2 separate regions of the Homo sapiens genome follow, and region 2 is linked to region 1. The links are chromatin contacts, found by Hi-C or POLR2A ChIA-PET in ENCODE. All regions are on one chromosome and are shown on one strand. Each heading gives the region's core, a stretch centred on a gene start or an enhancer-like site at or near the end of the contact. The rest is flanking DNA. Distances are from core to core; before and after follow the strand shown. Region 1 overlaps LINC01619 (long intergenic non-protein coding RNA 1619). Region 2 overlaps LINC02397 (long intergenic non-protein coding RNA 2397).

Region 1 (3,521 bases), core at 584-3,083:
TCCGTTAACTCAATGGCCATTAACTCTGCTTATTTCAGTGGCTGGTCTCGCTGGCACCACTGCTAAAAAAAGTGACAGAATTTAATTCCATTATAAAAAAAAAAAGAAGACTTCATCTGGGGTTAGATGAATTTTTTCAGATATAGAGGATGCCATTTTTCTGACTGGGAATGTAAAATGTATGTAATAGAACTTAAGTGACCTGTAATTCAGCTTCACAAGAGAAGTTTACATTGGTTTCCGTGATGGGACTGGGACAATGTCTTTGTAGTTGTTAGTATTTTGGTCAGTATTTTTAAATAACTGGGTTTTTCTTTTCTCTGTTTCTTGCCGGTTAGCAAACCTATTTCTTTGGCCAGGCCTTGCCACTGCTGCACTGTTTCATTTTTTCTAACAGAACCTTGTCCTTATAGGTCAGGCAGGGTGACCATCATCTGCAAGCACTTTGTCCTCTCTGACTTCAAAACAACCAATTTATGATGACACGGACAAGTCAGGAGACTCAGAGCTAAAACGAACAGGATTTTGTAGATCTAATGAAGACTCTGTCAGGCCTCATTTTGATCTGGTTAATGAGGATCTGATTGAATTTGCCATCGTGAGGTCTTCTGGGCCAGTAAACGATTTCCCTTATTTTTCTGCACAGAAACAAGGATGAGGGCGAGTTGTCAGTGTAAGCATTTGTATGTCATAAGTTGTCAGACATCATGCATTTGGTGGATGATTTGCTAGGTCATCTCAGAGAGATCATTTAATCTTCTTGTGTTTTAGTTGTTTACATCTGTGAAAGCATAATTACACATATGGGGCTTCCAAGGAAAGTTTTATTAGTGAAAATATGTAAGGTGTATTAATTTGAGGGGCTTTTGCAAAAGAGCTTTGCATCACTTTTTGCTAGACAAAGTGTCATCTTGAGGCGGTATAGAAATTCGATGGCAAGATAGTCTGAGAAAAAGTGCTTGCCAAGGAAATATCAGATCTGAAGGAAGGGAGGGGTCATTCCTGGTATTCCATGCATTTGGAGGTGACTTCTGACAGGGCTTGTTGGTACAGTATTTTCTCTGAGAGAAAAACTGAAATCATAAGAACACCATTTGGGAGCCCAAATTCAATGTATCCACAATTAAAAAAGACAAATTCTTATATGCTCAGCTTCAGATTATGAATTACCAATAACATCTTGATGGTTTTGTTCTTTTGCTTTGAGGGGACTTTGGTGCTGAAAACACTCAAAACTCTGCTTTTCACAGGCAGCACGTAAACAACAGCAAACCTGGAAGATGTTAGTCCTTCAAGATGTGCAGGTTAGCACACTCTGGTTTCATTGTACTCTCTTATGATCCAGTAGCCTCAGATCCCCCAGACCAGGTATACTTTTATAAATACATACAGAACCAATCAATATTTATTTTTGGGTCACTAAAACTATTCTAGCAAATTCCTTAATAAGGTCTCTAGATGAAAATACATCTGAAACCAAAGAATAGTTTTGCTTTCACAACTTCCAGTTCCGATATTTTAAAACACTGATTTAAACCTTTTCATATGTAACAAGTGAGACTCGGGGGGGAACCCTGTATTTCACCTTGCTGCTTACCCACTCTCTTTCTCCTCCTTCCTCCACCCCCTTGAAACTGCAAGCATGAATTCTGTTGCTTTCATCTGTGTGAATTTCCCGTTGGCAGTGCCCCAACTCTCGGAATCATTCTGTTTCCCCCAAGGGAATCAGCAGATGTTCCTTGTGTGATTGATGTACCGTGTGCTGTTCGGCTTTGCCTGGGCTTGTCCACGTGTCCTCCAAAAATGTAAACAGAGGCGCTGCAACTGTGCCTCAAAGTGGCAGGCAGGGCGGCAAGTCGGTAACAAAACCAAACAAATGCAGGAAATGTTGCTCCTTCCTGCAGTATGTGCAGGAGGGTGGCTCTCTCATGATACAGTTCTAGCTGTAGTATCTGAACAAGGTGGGTTCTATGGTGTAAAAAGTCACTTGTTAAGTGCTGTGACAATTTGTCAATCTGTGTTACTTCACACTGAAAAAATTCCCAGCAATGTCATTTCTGCCAGTATCACGGGAAATAGTTATGTAGTTAAAGTTTTAAAAGCTAAGTTCACTGCATATTGTTTATAATAGTTCAAAAGTGGGATGGAATTAAATGTGTAACAAGAATTTGGTTAAAAAAATCATGATATGTGTCTGTTTATATCTCTTCCAGATATATCTATTTTTACCATTTAAAATGAGGGTGTAAAACAGTGGCCTTAAAAATTTTTGATTGTGGGCACCCTTGGGGAGCTCAATAAAAGCTGTGAACCATCTCCCTAGAAAAATCTCCATATGCTCAACATTTTCATGTAATATAAAGAGATTTAAACAGGAACCTGTCTATCACTCAAAGGTTAAGAACTCCTAGTATTAAGAATTTAGTAGAAATAATATTTAATAATTTAGATATATGGAGTAGTGGAACAAGCAAGTTATAAAAGTATGATTCAGCCAGGTGCAATGGTTCATACCTGTAATCCCAGCACTTTGGTTGGCCAAGGCGAGAGGATCACTTGAGCCCAGGAGTTTGATAACAGCCTGGGCAGACTCTGTCTCTACTAAAAAAAAAGAACTAGGTGTGGTGGCAGCATGCACCTGTAGTCCCACATACTCTGGAGGCTGAAGTGGGAGGATTGCTTGAGCCCAGAAGTTCAAGGCTGCAGGAAGCCACTGCACTCCAGTCTGAGAAACAGAGCCAGCCCCGTGCCTCAAAAAAAATAAATAAATAAAAATAAAAAAAAGACTATGATCACATTTTTGTAAAAATAACCCCACCATATATAGTTAAAAAAAAGGGGTGGGGGCTTTGAAAAGCTGAACATTTAGATGCTAATGATGGCTTCTCTGGGGATGATAAGTTTTCTCTGCAAGTCTTCTTTTCTCTTTCCCTTCCTCCCTCCCTCCTTTCTTCTTCTCTTTCTTCATTCATGTCTCCCTCTCTCCCTTCTTCTCCTTGTTTTCCCTTATTTGTATCTTCTAACTTTTCTACAATTAAACAAAAACTACCTTTATGAAAAGAAATATGTCATGTAAGTTTGTTTTAATTAAACAAAAATGCTGTAATCAGCTTTGGCAAGTATGTTAGAACATCTGGGGACATTTCCAGCACCCCTCTTCATTCACCGCATGGTGAAACACTAGGAAGAAGTCACATTAGAATGAAGGGACACTATTTCTGAGTGAGACATGGTTAGGGCCATATAAAAAGAAAGCAGTTAGATAGATATATTTTCAACATAAAATACAGATAAAACATATTTAAAAGAGTCAAAATGAATCAAAATAAATACGTGCCCAAACCATATGTGGTGACCAAAAAGGGCCAGCTACATGTAAACTTTAGCTTGACATCAAGAACATTTCTATTCTTGGAACGTCCTTTGGTGATACCTATGGCAAGTCAACATCTTAAGGGGTTATGAATCCAATATTCCTATTTCTTTCACCTTAGAAGGGAGAAGTTGTTCCATCTTTGCAG
Region 2 (3,521 bases), core at 496-2,995, 450 kb before region 1:
CTCTCTCCTTTTTAAAGGAACAATAGGTTTTTTGTGTGGGTCTCCAAATGACAAAATAGCTTACTAAAAAATGCAGGTTTGAAACTAGTTGAGGTTTCATTGCAGTTTAAAAGTCCTTTCCAAGCTTAGATTAATGCATTGATAATTGAAAACTATCTGGACACATTATATGTTCTAGATATTAATCTGAGGCTTTCATGAGTATCTACACCTTCAGACCTCCACATTACCTAAGCTCCCTAAATCCTTTCTGGAAGAAGGCAGGGAATAAATACACCCATTGGTTAAATTAAATTAAATTTAATACAGTTGTTTCACATTTTTTGCGATGGCTTTCAATCTAGAGTATCTGTTCCTCTTACCTACTCAGCCTCATTAAAGATGCAACTGCCTAACAGCTTCATAAGAGCTGTGTTATAATCTGAATTCAATGATTTTTTAGGGCAGTGTGAAATAACTTCAAGGATAATTTTACAACACAATGAGCCAAAGGCATTAATTTCATTTTGCTGCTGTTTTTTTTTTCTATTTAAAAAGATGGAATTTGCTTTTTCTGGAGAGATGTCTACCATAAGATGGTTTGCTTACAGTTATGTTCATGTGAACATAAACATCTCCCAGCCACAGAATTTCACACGGAAATCAAAGAAAGGAAGGCTCTGCTGTTAAGGCTAATGTTTGTCATCACATAAACTACCAGAGACATCAGCCAATACCAATGGCAATGGGTTGTCTGTGACTTAATACCATTTTATTGACCACTGAGGGCAGAGTTTAAGCACTTCCAGTACATGAGTGCACTGGGGATATACAATTGTCCTGAACACTTAATTGAGTGTCTTTCCCTGGAATTTGTTTGAAGTGAGTCTCCAAGGCTCGAAACTTCTGGGCCTAGCTCTCATGTGCTTATGAGACCAGGTGTGCTTTATGAAAAGATATAGCTAGCCTCTGGCTTGTCTTTTTTCCTATCCTGCTTCTTTTTAAATCTTCTTTATTCTGCTGTAGTTTTTTTTTTTTCCCTTGCATTAAGGTTTATGAGAACCATTATCATGGAATATAATTTTAAATTTCAAAGAAGACTCGGATTTGAAAGTAGCTTTATGATTTCCCCTACACTTTGGTCTGGGTGGTGATTGTATTCAATTGGGCTTTCATGGAAATACTATCATTAAAAACTCATGGTCTCTAGAGACAGGATTTGGAAATGCAACTCAAGCCTTTCTGATTAAGGTTATGAGAACTCCCACTTGTTTGCAATAGCTTTGTTTTGCTTTTGATTTATAAGAACTCCCAGCTAATGATCCTGATTTGGAGCTAAAGAAATTCTAAATTAAAATTGTAAAGGAACTAGATGAGTCTCAAAAAACATTCACATAGCAAATAAATTTATGTCCTCACCCCTGGCAGTGCACAATCTCTCAAACATTCCTCCATATTTTTCTAGTAGAGACAGGGTTTTGCCATGTTGGCCAGCGTGGTCTCAAATTCCTGGCCTCATGTGATCCGCCTTCCTTGTCATCCCAAAGTGCTGGGATTACAGGTGAGAGCCACCGTGCCCTGGCTTGTTTCTCTGTATTTTTCTATCCTTTTTTGATTTGATTCACTGCTTCCTCTTTCTCTCCCTCTTTACCCTCAGGCGGCCTGGCTATTCAGCTGGGCTCTAGAATCTTCATCTGCTTCCTTTCATTCTTTCTTTCAGGATCCTGCAGGTCTTTAGTTCTTTTCCTCTGTCCTGCCACTAATTTATCTTGACTTTTCTGTCACGTGATCCTCCTCTGGGCCACTCCATCATCCTTCTGTTCATTTCCTTTGACCTGAATCTTGGGGGACTTATTTTTTCCCCTGCCTTCTTGTTCATTCTGTGAGTCAGAAGTCACCTCTTAACCTTGGATGGTTTTTTGTTTTTGTTTTGTTTTTCTGAAATTAGTTCAAATCTGGACAAATCTTTTTTTCTGGAACTCTCAGAGCAAGAATTTCCTGGCCTCTGCAAACATCAGAGCATAGCATCCTATTTTTCAAGAAGAGATTGTTTTGGTTTAAGGATAATAACTGAACATGACCCTCCCCACTATAAGCTGTGAAAAATAGATCAATAGGTATAGGAGGCAGATAAGAAATCAATATATCATCTAGTGATAAATATTGATGTTTATGGATAAATCCCGACTAGACACCCTGGCTTGGCCTATGGTCAGGGCCAAGTTTCCATCTTAACATCTCCCTGCTACACCTACTATGTGCTTTGCTGAAGTGGTGCAAGGGTGAATGGAGCACTAGCATAGGGAAACAAATCCCTGGAAAAAGTGGTCCCTGCCTTCAAAAATGTCACTAGACTTTCCAGGTGGTTCTTTTTCATTAAAATAACAATAATTTTTCTTTTACTGTTAAAAAATACAATAAAATAAAATAATAAAATAAAATCTTCCTTCTAGTCATGGGTGGAGTAGCTGAAAAACCAAATGTGGAGAACTTTCCCCAGGTGTCTCACAGCTTGCAGAAAGAAAGAATATTGGTCTGCTGGGAACTCTTGTTTTTCAGCCTATGCAGTATTCTTCACATATTATTCCCTCTGGGGAACATCAGGGCTAATGCAAGTACACAGTTCAGGCTAATGCTCAGTCCCTTATTTTATCCATTAAATTAAATCATGTGTAGGAATTAATTTAATCTATCTTTAAATCTAGTTCATCAAAATATTTTAAATAAAATTCTGACTGAACATCTGGTAACTTTCTGAGCACCAAGGACACAAAAAATAAATTGGACATGGACACTGACTATGGCCAACATGATATAGATGAATGAAAATTATTCATACATAACTACATGCGGAAATATTATTACTTACATGAGGGAATATTATTATCTAAGGGTCTGATATGAAAAGTCCTCATGAGGCAGGGCCATCTTTGGTACGTGCTATGATAAATCTAGTTAGGCAGAATAGACAAGTTTTGTAGAGCCTGAAGCTTATAGAATTTGGAGAATTCTCTTTTTGAGAGAATATAAAATTCTGAATTCAAAATCAGTCTCAAAAGCAAATATCTAGAGTGAGGATAGAAACCACAAGAAAATTGCCAGAGGCTTGGAGATGCAGGCCCCTGGCTTCTGAGATTTCTTGAGGTATTTTCACCTTGTTTCCCAAATCTACGTAGAAGACTCTATAGCTCCCAGTGACTTGCAGAACTCACAGGAATGTGAAACTGGGGTCTGAAACTTAAGCTTCAATGGCTTCAGGGTAAAATTATTTTGGGGCAAATTTCCAGAGCTTTGAGGTTGGTTGGACCATTCCTTCAAATAATAGAGGTGACTGCGAAAAGGGGGCAGGCCATGGAAGAGCTTTATACAGGGTGCTGTGACTGCTTCCTATACCACCACAAATCTTCAGGGAAAATGACATAAACCACATTAGGCCCATTGTAATTGTGTTTTTTATGGAAATGGGCGAAAAAATTAGTTTTGCATCTTGGTTGGTGTGGGATCAAAACAGAATTAAGAGGTGTATTAAAACATAAGTTAAC

The links. Hi-C counts contacts between places; a loop is a spot of excess contacts on that map. ChIA-PET counts read pairs that join two places held with the same protein, here RNA polymerase II (POLR2A). Pooled maps may share reads with other maps.
Region 2: a loop to region 1 is called in a pooled map, with 2.1 times the contacts of the local background. The contact joins two enhancer-like sites. A Hi-C loop is called at or near these places in 2 of 37 single-sample maps with no recorded cell type and 7 of 50 pooled maps. POLR2A ChIA-PET finds 5 or more read pairs at or near these places in 3 of 52 experiments (H1, activated CD4-positive, alpha-beta T cell and activated T-cell).

The regions. Positions count from the first base shown.
Region 1 is chr12:92,033,328-92,036,848 of GRCh38, reverse strand. All of the region lies in intron 1 of LINC01619 (long intergenic non-protein coding RNA 1619), which reads left to right. Among named protein-coding and RNA genes, the nearest start is that of LINC01619, 110 kb to the left of the region's middle. RefSeq lists enhancers at 1,549-1,858, 1,582-1,876. Within about 2 kb of position 1,833, at least 27 of the 41 ENCODE cell types and tissues checked have a DNase peak (open chromatin) inside an H3K27ac peak, as active enhancers do.
Region 2 is chr12:92,483,840-92,487,360 of GRCh38, reverse strand. LINC02397 (long intergenic non-protein coding RNA 2397) reads right to left here. Exons shown (of 2, transcript NR_144532.1): 2 at 3,414-3,521. Among named protein-coding and RNA genes, the nearest start is that of LINC02397, 19 kb to the right of the region's middle. Within about 2 kb of position 1,745, at least 2 of the 41 ENCODE cell types and tissues checked have a DNase peak (open chromatin) inside an H3K27ac peak, as active enhancers do.